2 separate regions of the Mus musculus genome follow, and region 2 is linked to region 1. A link is a loop called in an ENCODE intact Hi-C map of the cell type or tissue named here. Cell type or tissue: heart. All regions are shown on one strand. Each heading gives the region's core, and the rest is flanking DNA. Links, peaks and the distances in the headings are about the cores only. Region 1 holds the start of Gata1 (GATA binding protein 1). Region 2 overlaps Suv39h1 (suppressor of variegation 3-9 1).

What was found. Peaks named below come from ENCODE experiments on the same cell type or tissue, not always from the same donor. Only the 100,000 strongest peaks of a DNase experiment are listed, where the experiment ranks them.
Region 2: it touches region 1 in a loop (3-fold over the local background); 2 of 42 quality-filtered maps call a loop at or near these places.

The regions. Positions count from the first base shown.
Region 1 is chrX:7,963,205-7,971,507 of GRCm38, forward strand. Gata1 (GATA binding protein 1) reads right to left here and starts at 4,706. Exons shown (of 6, transcript NM_008089.2): 1 at 4,563-4,706; 2 at 1-37. The coding sequence starts at 18. The region is part of intron 2 of Gm39488 (a long non-coding RNA gene); the gene reads left to right. It overlaps Gm52419 (a long non-coding RNA gene), which reads left to right and starts at 3,115. Exons shown (of 2, transcript XR_003953043.1): 1 at 3,115-3,216. In heart, for the core only: no CTCF peak of the experiment used is centred there; no DNase peak of the experiment used is centred there; H3K4me3 peaks cover 1,302 bases; H3K27ac peaks cover 468 bases.
Region 2 is chrX:8,063,302-8,071,629 of GRCm38, forward strand. Suv39h1 (suppressor of variegation 3-9 1) reads right to left here. Exons shown (of 6, transcript NM_011514.2): 3 at 7,287-7,949; 4 at 610-756; 5 at 395-524. Among named protein-coding and RNA genes, the nearest start is that of Suv39h1, 7.3 kb to the right of the region's middle. In heart, for the core only: no CTCF peak of the experiment used is centred there; no DNase peak of the experiment used is centred there.

The DNA of each region.
Region 1 (8,303 bases), core at 1-8,000:
TAGACCAGGAAAATCCATGGGAACACTGGGGTTGAACCTGTGAGGACAGAAAGGGTTGTGAGACACAGAAACATTCTCTTCCCTCCTTTCTTTTCTTTTCTTTTCTTTTCTTTTCTTTTCTTTTTTCTTTCTTTCTTTTTTTTCGAGACAGGGTTTCTCTGTGTAGCCCTGGCTGTCCTGGAACTCACTCTGTAGACCAGGCTGGCCTCAAACTCAGAAATCTGCCTGCCTCCACCTCCCAAGTGCTGGGATTAAAGGCGTGCGCCACCACCGCCTGGCTCTTCCCTCCTTTTTTTTCTCTTTCTCCGAATCTGTCACTGAGACTCTGTGTGTCTCCTTTTGGGCTCTCAGATTATTTTTCTCCCCTTCCCTTCCATCCCTCCCTAGGCTGTCATGTCTCTTGTCTTCTTCCATCATCCTTTGTCCCTTTCTCCCATCTTCCTCTGATCTCTCCCCATCCTCCTGTTGCCTCTTGTCTGTCATACCTCTACTACTCCATCAGTTTGCTGCCTCTGAGTCCCTCTTCTTCCTCTCCTATCCCTCCTCCCATCTTCCTCATCTCCAGGTCTCTCCAGGTCTTCCTTCTTCCCTCTTTTCTTCCCCTTTTCCTCTTTCCACTGTCTTGTATTCCCTTCCTTTCTCTGTTGGTCCCTTCCCTCGCACCTCTTTCCTCCTGTCCCTCCTTTTCATGTACCATATTTCTCTTCCTCTTTCTGTGTCTCCTCTTTCCTTCCTCCTTTACTTTCCTTCTAACCTTCCTCTTTCTCCTCCTCCGGCAAGCCTTTGCTTCTCTTTCTCCCATTCTTCAAGGCCTCCTCCATTTCCTCTTTTTATTCTCTCTTCCCCTTCCTTTCTTTCCTTCTGCAGAGGCAGAATGCAGGACCAAGATCCCTTGGACCCCTTGACAGCTCCCATAGGAGTTTGGGGTTCACCCTTCTGTGCTCCCCAACTTCATCCCTATCTGTTGTATCTTGCCATCTGACTTTCTCAGAAACCCCGTGGTTTCCGGCTTTATCCCCTCCCCCACTTCACTTGTGTCTGCAGACTGTGGGCCCCGTTAGTTCCTCCCTGTTCTATGGGGGGGGGGTCAGTACTCCTGCCCCCACACTGCTTATCTCTGCCATCCCCGCCCAACTTTTGAAATCACCCCAAAGCTACTGGCTTCCTCTGAGAAGAGTAACAGGTGGGTGGGGACAAGGGTCTGTTTTCAGGAACCTTTGAGTCTCACCACTCCCAGACCTCAGTTTCCCCATCTGTTCTATTGGAGGTGATACCTGAAGAGCTGAGCACCGATCCTTTCCCTCTGTCTACACTGCATGGCTTTTTCTATAGCTCTGTCTCCTTGGGTCTCTCCCTCCATTTCCTTTCAGGGCTGACTGTGTTTCTGTGTTTCTCCTACCTTTCTGTGCTTTACCTTTGAAAACAAAGATTTTATCTTTATGTGCTTCTGCAGTCAATCAGTCAGTCAGTCAGTCAGTCAGTCAGTCAGTCAGTCAGTCTGTCTATCTATCTATCTATCTATCTATCTATCTATCTATCTATCTATCTATCTATCTATCTGGAGGTCAGTGGACAAACATGGGTGTTGGTCCTTACCATCCACTTCCTTTTTAAAGAGGGTCTCATATTTTTCCACCGTGTGTACCAGGACAGGCCTGTGAGCCTCCAGTGAGTCTTCTCCATCTCCCATTTCCCTAAAACTGTGCTGATGTGCCTGCTACCATGTCAGTATGGGTTCTACACATTAGATCCTTATTCAACAAGTAATTTATCCTTGGAGCTCTCTCCCTAGACTTCTAGGGTGTATCTTGCCCTCTCTTCCTGTGCTTTTATGAAATTGTGTGTGTGTGTCCCACTGCCTTCTTTGGCCGTCCATGTCTATGTTTCTCTAATATCTTCCCATCTTTCTTTATATTTGTTTATGTCTTTGTGTCTTTCTCAGCTTGCCTTCTGTGTTTCCGCTCTTGCTTTCTCCTAGACTATGTATTTCTTCTAGACTATGTATTCCTGGATATCTCTCAGTCTTTCCAAGTCTGTATCTCCCTCTGACTCCCAGTGCCTCTTCCTCCTAGTTCTTTTTCTGAGCCATGAATTCTTACTATTCTTATATCCTCAATGTGCCTTACTACACACAGCTCGGCGGCAGGGAAAAGGAGTCAAAGACCGTGTCTCTTCCCTGATGGGCTGATGGCTCTACTTGTAGGGGGATGGGAGAATACCATCTTCTCTACCCATGGGTAGATCGGAAAAGGCTGAGCCCAGGCTTGGGGACCATGCTGGGGATAAGACACTCCTGACTCTGTCTACCATCCCCTTCTTGAGCTCAGAATCTCCACCTATTTGGGCAGTGGCTGCTCTCTCTCTCGACTCTCAGCTCACCTTTCCCCTCTTTCCTCTCTCTCTAATTCTGTCTCTCTTTCCATGATTCATTCTTCCTGTCTATTTTTCCTTCTTGCCTTTCTGTCTCTGCCTTCGCCTCCTTGTTTTCTGCCCATGACTCTCCTCTTCCTTCTCATGTGATCAGCTTGCTTGCTTGCTTTCTTTCTTTCTTTCTTTCTTTCTTTCTTTCTTTCTTTCTTTCTTTCTTTCTTCCTTCCTTCCTTCCTTCCTTCCTTCCTTCCTTTTCTTTTCTCTCCCCCCCAAAGACTGTTTCATCTTTGCATGTTTTATGCCTCTTGCTTTCTCTCTCAGTGTCTCTGTCTCTTGCTCCCAGTTTTCTTTTTCTTTTCTTTTTTCTTTTTCTTTTTTGGTTTTTCGAGTCAGGGTTTCTTTGTGTAGTCCTGGCTGTCCTGGAACTCACTCTGTAGACCAGGCTGGCCTCGAACTCAGAAATCCGCCTGCCTCTGCCTCCCAAGTGCTGGGATTAAAGGCGTGCACCACCACTGCCTGGCTCCAGTTCTCTTTTTGTATCTCTTCTCTCACTGTGTGAGGTTGGCTTCCTGTCACCAATTCCTCATCCCCTCACCCACCCTCCGATTCCCCCTCAGGCCTCAGGGCCTGGACTTCTCACCTTTGGTGGGTGCAGAGCTACCCACCCCTCCTGAATCAAGGGCCCACCCCCCACCTCAGTTATCACCCTCCGGACAGAGATAAAGTTTATCTCCAGGCTGGGGGATGTGAGAAGTCCTTATCAGCTGCCTCAGTAGAGAAAGTGCTGCTCTAACCAGGAGGCACAGCAGCTGCACCTGCTCTCCCGGGCCCAGCCCCTCACCCCAGGTAACTGCCCTACCCAGCCCTCAGCAAGGCTACGTGGGGCCATTGGAGCAGAGGCAGGACCTGGGGAGCAGATGTGGTAGTTAGGAGGTTAGAGGTAGAGTTTGAGAGTCAGAAGTCTGGGTATATGGCTGTGGAGTTTAAGGGAAGGAAAAAATTGGCTCGACTTCTCTGACCCAAGTTCAGAGATCTGTTTGGGGTTTGGAAGTAGGTTAGGAAAACAGATGAATTTAGGAAACCAGAGGTAAAGTTTGACAGTCAGCTGCCATGTTAGAGATGTACTTTAAAGGTTCGAAATGAGCCGGGCGTGGTGGCGCACACCTTTAAACCCAGCACTCAGGAGGCAGAGGCAGGCGCATTTCTGAATTTGAGGCCAGCCTGGTCTACAAAGTGAGTTCCAGGACAGCCAGGGCTATACAGAGAAACCCCGTCTCACAAAAAAAAAGGTTAGAAATGGGTTTTGGGGGACATGGTAAAATGCGAGAGAGTATTTTTTTTTCCTGGGCAGCATGGGTTGAGGAGCAGAGGGACCTGGACAGACAGGACTATGGCTGTTATCCAGAGACAAATTCTGGGAACACGGAAAGAGCGGAGAAGTCAAGCCAAGAGATGGGGTGGAGAAAGTGTGGAAAGAATGGGGTTCAGTGGGCAGTCAACCCTAGGGCTGACGGGCATGGGGGACATTGGGACAGAATAGTTGTGGGGAGAAAACTTAGCGTCAAAAGCAAAAAACACATTTTGGCCAACAGGTAGGGGGAAGGGAAAAGTTTGGGAAGGTCAGAGAGAAGACGCAGGGAACAAGCATGCGGTCTGACAGGCCACGATGGGGATGGGAATTAAAGTTAGGCTTTGACACATCAGAGACAGGTGTGATCGGCCAGAAAAAAATGGGATAGAAACAGAGGTATTCACTTGAGAGCAGAAATACGAGTCTTGAGGAAGCGAAAGTGAGTTTTGTTTTGTTTGGTTTTTTTTGTTTGGTTTTCCTTTTTTTGGGAGAAGAGAGAGGTGGAGACAAGTTTCAATCAGTAAAAATTCCGATTTGAGATGAGATAGGAGCGTGGGGGAATGAAGGCATAGGGTTTCTCGGGGGTTGGTATGTATAGCAGGCAGGCCTGGGAGGATGAAGACAGAGGTAAGGGGACATAGATAGCTTAGAAGGAATAGGAGAATGGGAAGAAGTTGGGGCAGATAGAAGTTTTGGCAAGGAGAGATGGAGGTTGGAACAGAAGTCTGGGGATCCGTGGGAGAATCGGGGGACGACCCCCGTTTTAGGGGCAACCTATGGGTCTGAGTAGCAGGCTGGGTGTTGCCTTGCTGGAGGGGTTTTTTTGGGAATCAAGACTGACCTGGGCTTGTTGATGCAGAGGATTCAGCCACCTTAGTGGTATGACGAGTTCAGGGTGATCCCAAGGGAGTCCTCACTGGCCTTGGCCTCTGAGTCTCCCTTCTCTCCCTCCTGCCAGCCCGCCCGCCCTCCCTCCCTCCCACTCACCTTCTCCCTCCTCTTTCCTCCCCAGGGAGTGGCTGGTGCCCCAGTGGGTGGGGCAGTGCAGGGGAGGGGGTGTGCCGCCTCCTTGTGGAGGACCTTTTAGGCTCTAGTCCCTCCGCCCTTCCTGTCTATCCTGCAGGTTGTTGGATCCCCTTTGCCTTTGGCTTCTGTGGAGTCCAGTGTCCAGTCAAGTCATATGAGCAATTAGTCAAGATCTAAGTTTCATGTTTTACTACTAGTTTCTTTCAGTGAGGAAAGCCCCTACTGTGTACCAGGCTATGTGTGGGTTGGACCTGTATGCGCGTGAGCCCTCCTGAATGCTGGGAGAAAGGGGGATATAGCTGTACCCATTTTGCAGGTGAGAAGAATGAGGCTCAGAGTTTTGGGAGCATTTCAAGCAGAGGCTGCAGGCCACCTCTATGAAGCAGTCTGGGGTACTAGGCCAGGACTAGTGGGTAAGGGTACATACACTTCTTTAGTGCTTCGGCTCGTGCCTGGGGCTTACGCCAGCTCTGGCCTGCTCTGGGGCAGCAGATAAGTCTTATCAGATGGACTCGACTGTGGCTGTTGGTGCCGCAGTAACAGGCTGTCTTGGGGCTGGGGGGCAGGGTAGGGGATGCACAGGGACAGTGCCTCAACTTCTTGCCCGCCATACTACGTTAGAGGCGGGAAACTGAGGTGACACCCAGAGTGGACTCCCCTGGGAGTCCCAGAGGATTGGGATAAGATCACAAAAAAAGATGGTTAAGTAAAAGACAGAAAGCAGCAGGGACAAAGATATACAGAAAGAAATAGAAGTGAGAAGGCAAAGACGGAGAAGTGGAAGGAGGCAGAGGGATGGTGCCTGGGAGGGAGGGAGGGAGGGAGGGAGGGAGGGAGGGAGGGAGGGGTTGAAGGGAGAGGGAGGGAGAGAGAGAGAGAGAGAGAGAGAGAGAGAGAGAGAGAGATTCAGACAGAGCCTGAGATGTTATGAACACGGAGAGGTAAAAGAGATGGACAGAAGATGAAGGAAGCTAGAAATGACAAAGGCCTAGGGCACAGATGGAAACATAAAAGGAAGACAGAAATGATGTAGAGAAGGAGAGAGATTTAGAGGCAGAGTCTGAGGGAGTGAGCTGTATGTGTTTATGTGTGTACGTGTGTGTGTGCATGCCATGCTAGTGCCATTGGTGTGAGGATGTGGCTGTTGTGATCTGTGTGGCTCTGCTCAGCTGTATTGAAGTGATACCCTTCCAGCCCTAGTCACTGGATGCTGACAGTCCATCCCTACTTTTTTCTTTTGGCCCACTGGTGCCTTGTTCTCACATAAACCTTCACCAGTAGATTTTGAGCGCTGCTTCTGCATCACACACGGCACTGCACTTGCATCCTCATTCATAAGACTTTCTGACATGGCCCTGGAAATCCGTAGGCTAGGCCTCGCCTACTAACCGTCCATTCTACAGTTGGGGAGACTGAGAACCACTGAGGGAAAGGCAGAGAGGAAGTTCTGAGGCAGAACGCTCAGTCAGCCTGCCTACCAGCCATTGTCCCTCCACATGGGCCTTAAAAATGGGAGGCTTGTCCACTTACTGAAAATGGAGGCAAGTATACCATACTGGACTTTTTTCTTAATTGTAAAACTTTTAGCCGGGCGTGGTGGCGCACGCCTTTAATCCTAGCACTTGAGAGGCAGAGGCAGGTGGATTTCTGAGTTCGAGGCCAGCCTGGTCTACAGAGTGAGTTCCTGGACAGCCAGGGCTACACAGAGAAACCCTGTCTCAAAAAAACCTAAAAAAAAAAAAAACAAAAAACAAAAAACTTTTAGCCTCTCTCAGGCTGTGAACAGCGACTTCTCATTCATTGCTATCTAATTTCATCCTTTCTTTCAACCTCGTTAAATTCCATAGCATCACATACATTTCTGTAGCATAAAAAGTTCATGGCCTGCACGAAACGAATTAACAACTTTGCACAGCTGATTGCAGTCACCTTCATCCTGGTCTCCTTGCTAAACTGCAAAGTGCACGAGAGGCGCACAGGAGCCATGGGATTATATTTAGCCCTCTTCTTTATCAGAAACCCAGTAACAAACTTCAGATACACACTGTACATGCAGTTACTATTTGTTTGATGAAACAGATGAGTAGTCACAGTGAATAAGTTAAAGAATAGTAATAAAAAAATGGGAGGCTTGTTTAAATTGTGTGAGAGTGGCTATGTGCCGCTTGCCTTTGTAAGGACGCAGATGCTGGACCAACAGCTAGCACTATTCTCCACTAACCCACCCAGCTGCTAGTGGGGAGACCTAGACAGAGTCATGTATGAGTTACCGTTCTCCCTTCTGTAATGGGGTAACAATGACAACTACTTCTGTATTGGGGGACAATGCACGAAGTTGAATCCATGTTAAGTGGTCCGACTGACTGAATCTGAGTTCTCAATATATCAAAGATTCTATTTTTTAAATTGAGTACTCACATGAATCTGAGATGTCCAAGTAGAGTATTCTGATCTGTCTACTGAGTGCTTATTGCCTATGTTAGTCCCTCTCCCTTCCCAACTAGCACGGCTGTGAATTCCCTGTGCACCTATGTGTGCACACCAATAACAATGCTAATATTAACTCTAAGCCGATAGGAGCTTTAATGCTGATCCTGATACTAATAGCAGTGGTTAGCTAACACTGAGTTCAAGTCTAAGACTACTATTATTTTTGTCGTGCTAGGGATGGAACCTGATGCATCTTGAATACTGGGCAAGAGCTTCACTGGCAAGCTATATCCACAGCCTTAACGCTAATTCTTCTTCCTTCTAACTCAGAATAACCACCTCCAATTCTCACCCTTGCCCCATGCTAGGAATGTAACTCAGGGCCTTGCATATGTACACTAGGCATGTGCTCTGCCAACCTCACTACATCCCAGCTCCTGATTCAGCCAGAGCTTTTAGGAAGCTGCAGGAACATACCAATAGCCCACCACGAGCAGCAATATTCATCGGCAGGACGCAGGCACTACCCTAAGTACTTTTTTTTCAGGCATGGTTTTATTATATTCTAGTCAAGTCTTTGTGATCTGTTGCCACTCTCCCCTGCCAGACTGGAGTCGGGCCACAGAAAGGAGACTCTCCAGGGCCTCAGCGACTCCCTTCAATTCACAGTGATTGACAGTCTTGCACAAGCAAGTCATCCACTGTGTTTCAGTTGGTCGCTTGGAAAATGGTTATAATCATAGACCGTCCTTACCCTACACCAAATGTAACTAATCTGCACAGTGCCTGCTGGGCACATCATAAATGGTATGCTTCTCAAACAATACTTCTCATCGCTGTGTAGTACTCTTAGCGGCAGAAATTGTGCATCTGCGGGTGAGGTATGGGGGAGTCTCATTGGGAGGGGAAGGCTAGAGGCATGTGCAATAAAATGGTGTGGTGCTGGACTCATATCCCATTTCTTCATTCCTGGAGGTGACAAAGGGCTCAGTAAAGGAAATGAAGGGTGCCTCTAAGGACAGGCCTCACCCCATTCCCTCCCCCATCCCTGTGGAGGGGGTGCAAGGCCCAGAAGTCTGTGGCCACAGTTCAGCCAGCAGGGAGGCAGCTGGGAAGGCATAGATAA
Region 2 (8,328 bases), core at 318-8,317, 100 kb after region 1:
ATGACTAGTTTAATCAAGAAGAGGTCAGGCTAGAAAACACAAGGGTATCCAGAGGCTCAGAACAAGGAAGGTGAAGGAGGATTACAGTCAGGAGGGGCAGGGGGTAGGTGATTTAAGATGGAAGTGAGTATATTTAACTCTTCAGCCAAACATCCTCTCCCACAAGTACTGAAAGAAGGTGGTGTAAGTGTAAGTTGGGGTTCAGGGGGTACAAATATGGGAACCCATAAGCCATGGGCAGGGTCCACTTAGAAGGCTGGAAATCGGGAAGAACATCTTAAAACTCCAGCAAAAGAATTTCCCTTGGTCCACTCAATGACCCATATATGCCTTGGGGTGGGGTCCTCACATCCCATATCACTGCCCCTGCCCCTGGGGCTCTTACCACCCCCACCTTGCATGTTGTAATCAAAGGTGAGCTCCTCGCCCGCCCAGATGGTTCTTGTGGCAAAGAATGCGATGCGGGGTAGTCGCTCATCAAGGTTGTCTATGAATACGTTGTACACCTGCAGGTTGGGATCACACTGGGCAAGAAAGAACAGTGGGAAGGTAAGGAGGGGCCCTGGCCTGTCCCTCCCAACCCCCTGCCCGCTTGCTGGAGGCACCCACACTATGGTTGACAAAATGAGAGATGTTGCCATAATAAGCGGCATCCACGGTATATACGTCTTCCACGTAGTCCAGGTCAAAGAGGTAGGTGGCGCCCTGGCGGTCGTAGATCTGGCCCCTCCGCTCTGCCTCCTCTGAGGTAATAATCTGAAGAAGGGGGGTAAGATTTGGTCACGAAGGTTCAGGAAAGACAGCCCCAACTAGACCTTGACCTGGCCCCTGGGAAGAGAACAGTGAACAGGAGCGATGTAGAGGCTGTCCACCACCCACCCTTCTCCAGCCGAGATGGCAGGAGCTGTCTTGTTTGCAATGGTGGAGGGAGAGGTGGCAAGGTACAGTTTGTGAAAGGAAGAGGACCTCCACTTTCTGTTCTCAGTGAGATGTCCCAGAGCCTCATGTATACTTGGGGGCAGAGCAAGATGGGACAGAGACACAGACAGACCCAGAACAGGCAAGAAAATGAGAGCCAGGGTACAAGAAAGAGACAAGGAGAAACTCGCTGACCTGGGGCAGGACAGCAAGAGACATAGAAGGCAACAACAAGGGAGTGAGACCAGTGCAGGCCATGCAGATGGCAAGGACATGGATGTAGGAAATAAAGAGGCCCTGGACAGTGAGGACAAGGGCTTGATTGAATGGAAAGGGGACTCAGACACAAGAGAGTTAGAGGCAGAAACAAAAACACAGAATCTTAGTTTGAAAGATCCAGGTTAGAGATCAAGGCCCACAGAGAAGTCCAGGGCCAAGATCCTCAAATCCTGAGAACCAGAAAGAGGCTGAGAATAAACCCTAATGATAAAATGACCTAAAGGGAGACTAAGAGAGACCAGGAGAGGAAAGGGGACACACTAGAGCTGAGAGAAGGCCCTGACAGTGGTGGTAACAGCTGAGGTTGAACAGAAGGCACTTCTCCCACATTTCCTCCCCACTGCTCCTATCCTAGGAAATGTATAAAGCTGCTTCACCATCTTAGGTCTCATCCACTCATGTCTCCCAAATGCTATTGATGTGGGTTTTTTTAACTTCACCCTCACTTGATAGTCGTCTTCTTGGGCCCCATATACTGTACCATCATCCCCTCAGCCCAGGGTACCCTCACTCCAGGGTTTCTTCCATATGCCAACTCTTTACAGACAAGTGCCCCAAACAGAGCACACTCCACCAGATACATACTGCTATTTTTCCTTGTGTTCTATGGCCCCTCAAACCCTCTGCCCAAGAGGCAGTCTTGTAGGTAGTTCCAATATTCACTCCCCACCTGTCTTCTTCCTTCCCTTTCTTCCTCAAAGACACTGTCCACCTCCCAGATGACATCAGACACAGACCTTCCTAGCACCTTATGAGCTTGGTGACCATGTTCTTCTGTTTCAAATATACCCTCCTCTGTGCATGACTTCTCTGTTCTCTAGCAAGGAAGGCTATATTAGTATCCTAACTGCCTCTTTTGCTATCACATTCTCTCCAGACCACACTCCACACCACCCCCTACTCTAGCTCATTCCTGAAGGACCTGGCCTCCCCATCTGCAACTTTTTTCTCCATTCACTCAGGTCCTTTGTTTTGGTAGTGTAGACAAACTCAGGACCTTGCACACATTCTACCCATGCAATATATACCCTAAGCATACCAGGTTATTTTCCCACTGGAGGCTATCTAGATCCTGCTTACAAAGGCTACAGTCTGATAGGGGAAGAATCCTGGCCTACCCCTGACCCTCATAGGCCACAGAGGCAACAAAGATAGAATCTGGCACCCACACTATACTCTTAGACGTAGTTCGTGGAAACATCACTGGGGAGATTAAAAATATGGCCTGGGGTTGCAGTAATGGATGGTTTAAATGTGCTTAGTGCTTTATCAGAGGACCAGAATCTGAGCACCCATATCAGGCTGCTCACAAATACCTAGGACTTGGCCAGACATGTTCACACACAACCTTTAATCTGAGTACTTGGGAGGCAGAGGCAGGTGGATCCCTGAGTCTGAGACCAGTCTGGTCTATAGATTGAGTTCCAGGACTGCCAGGGCAATACAAGGAGATCCTATCTCCAAAACCAAACACAACCCAAATACCAAATAAACTCAAGGGATCCGCTGACCCCTTCTTTTCTGGACTACACGAGCACCTGCAGAGAACACATACATACAAGGTAAAATAAGTTAAAAAAAATTCATCCTGTAAAGCAGACCCCAGGTCATAATAATAATAGGGCCACCAGTGAATAATCTTTTTCTCCTGAAGGATCCAGCAATAGCCACAACAATACTCATGTAAGGCAAAGTATGCTGAGGTAGCCTCCTATCTCGTTGAGAATCATATGACCCTCAGTCCCTCAGAAGCCAGCCAGTCTGTTAGTTCACCAGTAGACTGGCTCTTTTCTGAGCCACCTTCAAACCTTAAGGAATGTCCACATCCTCCCCCACTCCATCTGTTGGTCCCTACCTGCTCCTCCAGTCTCACGAGGATGAGTCATAGCCTCCAGGCTTAACCTGCTCTCCTTGTCTCTCACCTATGATGTCCCATCCCTGTTTCCATTCTATTCTATTGTAGCGCTTCAGACTGTCAAGGAAAACAGATGGTCTAGGAGTTAGGCAGTTTAAAAAAGCTGTTGAAGGGACTAGAGAGATGGCTCAGCGGTTAAGACGGTTAAGAGCACTGGTTGCTCTTTCAAAGGTCCGGAGTTCGATTCCCACCAACTACATGATGGCTCACAACCATCTGTAATGGGATCTGATGCCCTCTTCTGGTGTGCATGAAGACAGGGCACTCATATATATTAAATAAATCAACCTTTTTTTTTTTTTAAAGAGGCTGTTGAGGGGCTGGAGAGATGGCTCATTGACTAAGAGCACTTACTGTTCTTCCAGAGGACCTAGTTTTGATTTCCCAGCACCCACATGGAGATGCAGAACTTTAATTCCAGTCCTAAGATCTATGGCCTCAGCCGGGCAGTGGTGGTGCACAGCCTGATCTACAGAATAATTTCCAGGACAGCCAGGGCTACAGAGAAACCCGGTCTTGAACATGACCCCCTCCCCAAACCGTCTATGGCCTCTCCTGGTTCTTGAGCACCAGGCATACCCAGTGTACATACACATATACACCCACACTTAAAAACAAAAAATAAGAGCCAGGAGTGGTGGCGCACGCCTTTAATCCCAGCACTCTGGAGGCAGAGGCAGGTGGATTTCTGAGTTCGAGGCCAGTCTGGTCTACAAAGTAAGTTCCAGGACAGCCAGGGCTACACAGAGAAACCCTGTCTCAAAAAGCCAAAATAAAAAAAAATAAATAAGGCTGTTGATGTGAATGAGACTAGGAAACTGAGTCAGTGGCTAGGAGCCCCTCCTGTGCTTACTTTCACAGGGGGGGGGGCAGCAGGCCTGCCACAGCACTGGGTTTAAATAGGCGTTTCCTACCATTCACTTTATTAAGCTTTGTAACTTGGACCACTTCTTACATGACACCTCTCTGGTGAAATAATGTTTTGGATTGGTTTTGCAACAAGTATCATCTTTATTCTGTATGCCCTCCACCCCGCCAAAAACAAAACAAAACAAAAAACCCAAGAAACTACTAGTGATGAAATGCTATCACTTAATTAAAACTCACCTTCATTCCAGAGAGGATAAAATATATACAGAATGCATGTTCAGTATTCTCTAGTATTTTCTACCTGGTGAAAATAATGTGGAAACAAAAATCTAGAACACAGAAAGGTCCTAAAGAACAGGGAAACTGTCAGTGCCATCCAAGACTGGGAATGGTACTCTGTATTACATAGCACCTTGCCTGTTAGGATGCGGTTCAGTGGAGGAGTACTGCCTAGCATAAAGGAAGCCCTGTGTTCTATCCTTAGGTGGGGAGAGGGGTGGTTTCATAATATAGCACCTTAGGAGCATCTAGACAGTGCCACATAATTAAGTATAAACACTAACCCCACGTACAAACAAAGATAATAAGTCAGGTCAGGTTATCCAAAACAAAACAAAACAATCCAGCAATGGTGGCACATATCTTTATTCCCAGCACTGGAGAAGCAGAAGCAGGCTTCTCTGAAATTCAAGGCCAGCCTGGTCTACACAGAGAAACCTTGTCTCAAAAAACAAAACCTTTCACTTTTTGAGCATTTTGGATTATCTAAGTTTACAGAAGTACCATTGACAGTACTTCACAGGGAGAAAGAACCTAAACAACCAAGAGACAAAGTGATTCCTGCTGAGTGGTAGGAGTGGGATACAACCTTGGTACTGTACTGTACTACTTTTCAGAGGCCACATGGAAAGAGCTTTAAAAGTGTTTGGGGACACCATCAGAAGGATCCATAGGTCTAAGGGTACTAGAAGGCCCAAGAAGGTCATGGCTGCCTAGCAGGGATGGTGCACGCCTTTAATCCCAGCACTTGGGAGGCTGAGGCAGGCGGATTTCTGAGTTCGAGCCAGCCTGGTCTACAGAGTGAGTTCCAGGACAGCTAGGGCTACACGGAGAGACCCTGTCTCCAAAAAAACCCCAAAACAAAACAGAAAGACAATGTCATGCCAAGACAGAAGTCAAGAAATAACATGGAGAGAATGGGTAAGAATGTGAAAAAAGAGGTGAGTGGGCTCCTGGAAACTGCTGTGTCCAGAGTGGAGGAGCAAGGTCACAAAGCCCAGGGGACTGACCCTTCCTGAGGCTTTTTCTCTACCTTGGTCAATACAATTAAACTAACTTGTTTCTTGCTTGGAATGACCTCTAGGAATAAGATCCCAGAGGGTCTGGACACCCCCCCTTTTAGTGTGCCAGGGGTCCCAGGTTAATAGCATTTTCTTCTAGAAAGATGTCTATATACCTGACTGCCCAAAATCATTCAGGGGTGAAGATAGCTCTGAAAGTATGGAGAACTCATGCTTCCTCCGGCTCACTGGGCCACTGTGGGATACAGCCATCTCTTACTGCAGATGCTCAGGATCCCTCTACTTCCTGTGAGGAACCCTTTGAGTATCCACAGACAATGTGTGTGTGGGGGGGGAGGATATGGCCATCCCCTTGTCCAGACTCTTTGTCTATTGTAGACTGTTCTACCTTGAGACCACGTCTTTCCTGCTAGAGTCTGACCCTTTATTCTAGTTTTGTAAGAGTGAAAGCCTCTCCTAGTCATCAGTCACTGATATGGATGGACATCCTCAGGCCAGTACTGTCACTTTCCGAGCAAATAACACCCAGGAGGGACCTATGGAAATACATGAACAATGTCATTATGACAAAACACACACTTAGGCAGTAAAGATCCAGGGATGCTAAGACTCTCAAACCATCAGATTTGTCTATATGCCCAGATTTTTCTAAATGCCCACAGTGTCTTACCTTACAATGTGGTACTTCCTACTGCATACACCTGCTAGTTACTCATCCAGACACACACACCACATACTTTACATACTTCCAGCCAGTAGATAGTGGCAACTGACTCATTAGCAACTTCCCCTTTGGTCCCCTACTATAAAATGCTGAGGTTTGTGATGGTGACCGGAAGGCCCTAAGGTAGAAGGCACAAGGGGAGCAGGTGTAATAATAGGGTGCCTGAGTCACTATATCAACAGTATATCCATTGAAACACCCACATTAATACCTAATTTTAAAAAAAAGATAATAAAGTTACTTGCAGGAAAAAAAAAGAAACACCCACATCAGCGTGTTCACAAACCAGGCAAACCAAACTCCTAGGCACATATTTGTAATCCCAGGACTCAGGAGGGGAGAACAGGAGGACTGTGAACTCAAAGTCAACCTGGGCTACCAAGGGAGACTGCCTTAAAACAATGCAGACTAACTCCTAACATGTTAAGCCACAAAGATCTGAGGACTGTTGATTACAAAAGCTAGTCTGCAAATGTACCATCCAGCCTTTCCCAGGACAACCTGAAATTCTTTCCCAATGCTGTGACCCTTTAACATAGTTCCTCATATTGTAGTGACATCCCCCCAACCATAAAATTATTTTCTTTGCTACTGTTATGAATCAGAATGTGAACATCTATTTTCCAATTGACTTAGAAACCCCTATGAAAGGGTCATTCGGGGCTGGTGAGATAGCTCAGTGGGTAAGAGCACCCAACTGCTCTTCCAGACTGCTCTTCCGAAGGGCCAGAGTTCAAATCCCAGCAACCACATGGTGGCTCACAACCATCTGTAACGAGATCTGACTCCCTCTTCTGGAGTGTCTGAAGACAGCTACAGCGTACTTACATATAAATAAATAAATCTTTAAAAAAAAAAAAGGGGTCATTCTATCCCCAAAGGGGTTATAATGCACAAGTTGAGAACCAACGGCCTAGGGGATATTGCCCAACCTCCATCTAAGACAAGCCTACATGCTCCTTTAGAATCACAGTTTGTGATAGAATGACCCTTACCACAAACTCACCTTTCTAGGTTCTGCAACCTTATGCCCAGACCTCATACTTTGGAAAAAATGCTGCCTGGAGTTCAGTTCCCACATGCTTTGCTATATACCCTTATGAAACCAGAGGTCAGAATACTTCAGTGTTCTTTTAACTATGTCCCTGTAATACTCAGACCAACACCATAGGCTTTTCTTACAGGAAAGCAGAAGAGTTTGAGGTACAGGGTTAGGGGCACACATACTACAAACAGGGAGTGGGGAAAGCTGCACACATACTCAGACCCATATGCTCACCTCTCCCACATACTCCATAACAAAGCTATTTTTTCGGATCTTTTCCAGCGTGCGGACACCCCAGCCTCGGCCATCATTAGTGCGGAAGATGCAGAGATCGTAGCGGATGCCTTTCTGGACTACACGGTTTGGGCAGTCATAGCCACAGCAACAGCGGGAGTTGCACTCGTAGATGGGCTGCCCAGCTTTCAGTCGCACCTGGCCTTGGTCATTGTAGGCAAACTTGTGCAGGGATGCTCCAGGGCAACAGCCTCCAGTGGGTGCCAACAGACAGTCCTGGCACTCACAGCCAACAGCTACCTGGTTGAGGGTGATGCCCTCACCAACTCGATACTCATTGATATAGACAAAGGACCTTGGAGGGCCATCCAGGTCTACCTCATTCTCCACGGTGATCCGCCCCAGGTGGCTGCGCTTGGCATTGAGCTCTTGTTCCCAACGCTGAAGTGCCCGCCTCTGCTTGGCCTTCTGCACCAGGTAATTGGCTAGGTTTGGGTCCAGATGCCTGGGTGGCTTTGACCGGCGGTGTCGTCGGACAAGCTCTCTTTCTAAGTCCTTGTGGAACTGCTTAAGAACTCGTATACATTTTAGATTCTGCCGTGGCTCCCAGGTGTTTTCTGAGTCGGGATACCCACGCCACTTAACCAGGTAATACTCCTGCTCCTGTTAGGCAGACAGGGACACGAGAGTACCATAAATGCTGAGAACCCTCTACAGTAAGGATTCAATTTCCACCCTCCCCTTACTATTTGTTAAAATTTCTACTTTTCATTTCAACTCCCCAGACTACTTTCTGCACTATCTTCCAATTATCTATCTGTTCCTTCTTTCTAGCTGTTCAGGCCCAAACTCCTGTAGTTATTCTTGGTTCCTCTTTTGCTCACACTTCCCACTAAATACCATTCACATCATAACATTGCTGACCAGCCAGGCCTCTGTTAGGTGCCTCTCCACTGGTTCCCTGCCTCCTCCCTCTTTCAGGTTGGGAGAACCCTACCTAAAACTAAAGATGAAAAGGAAGGAAAAACAGCTAAAATTTGCT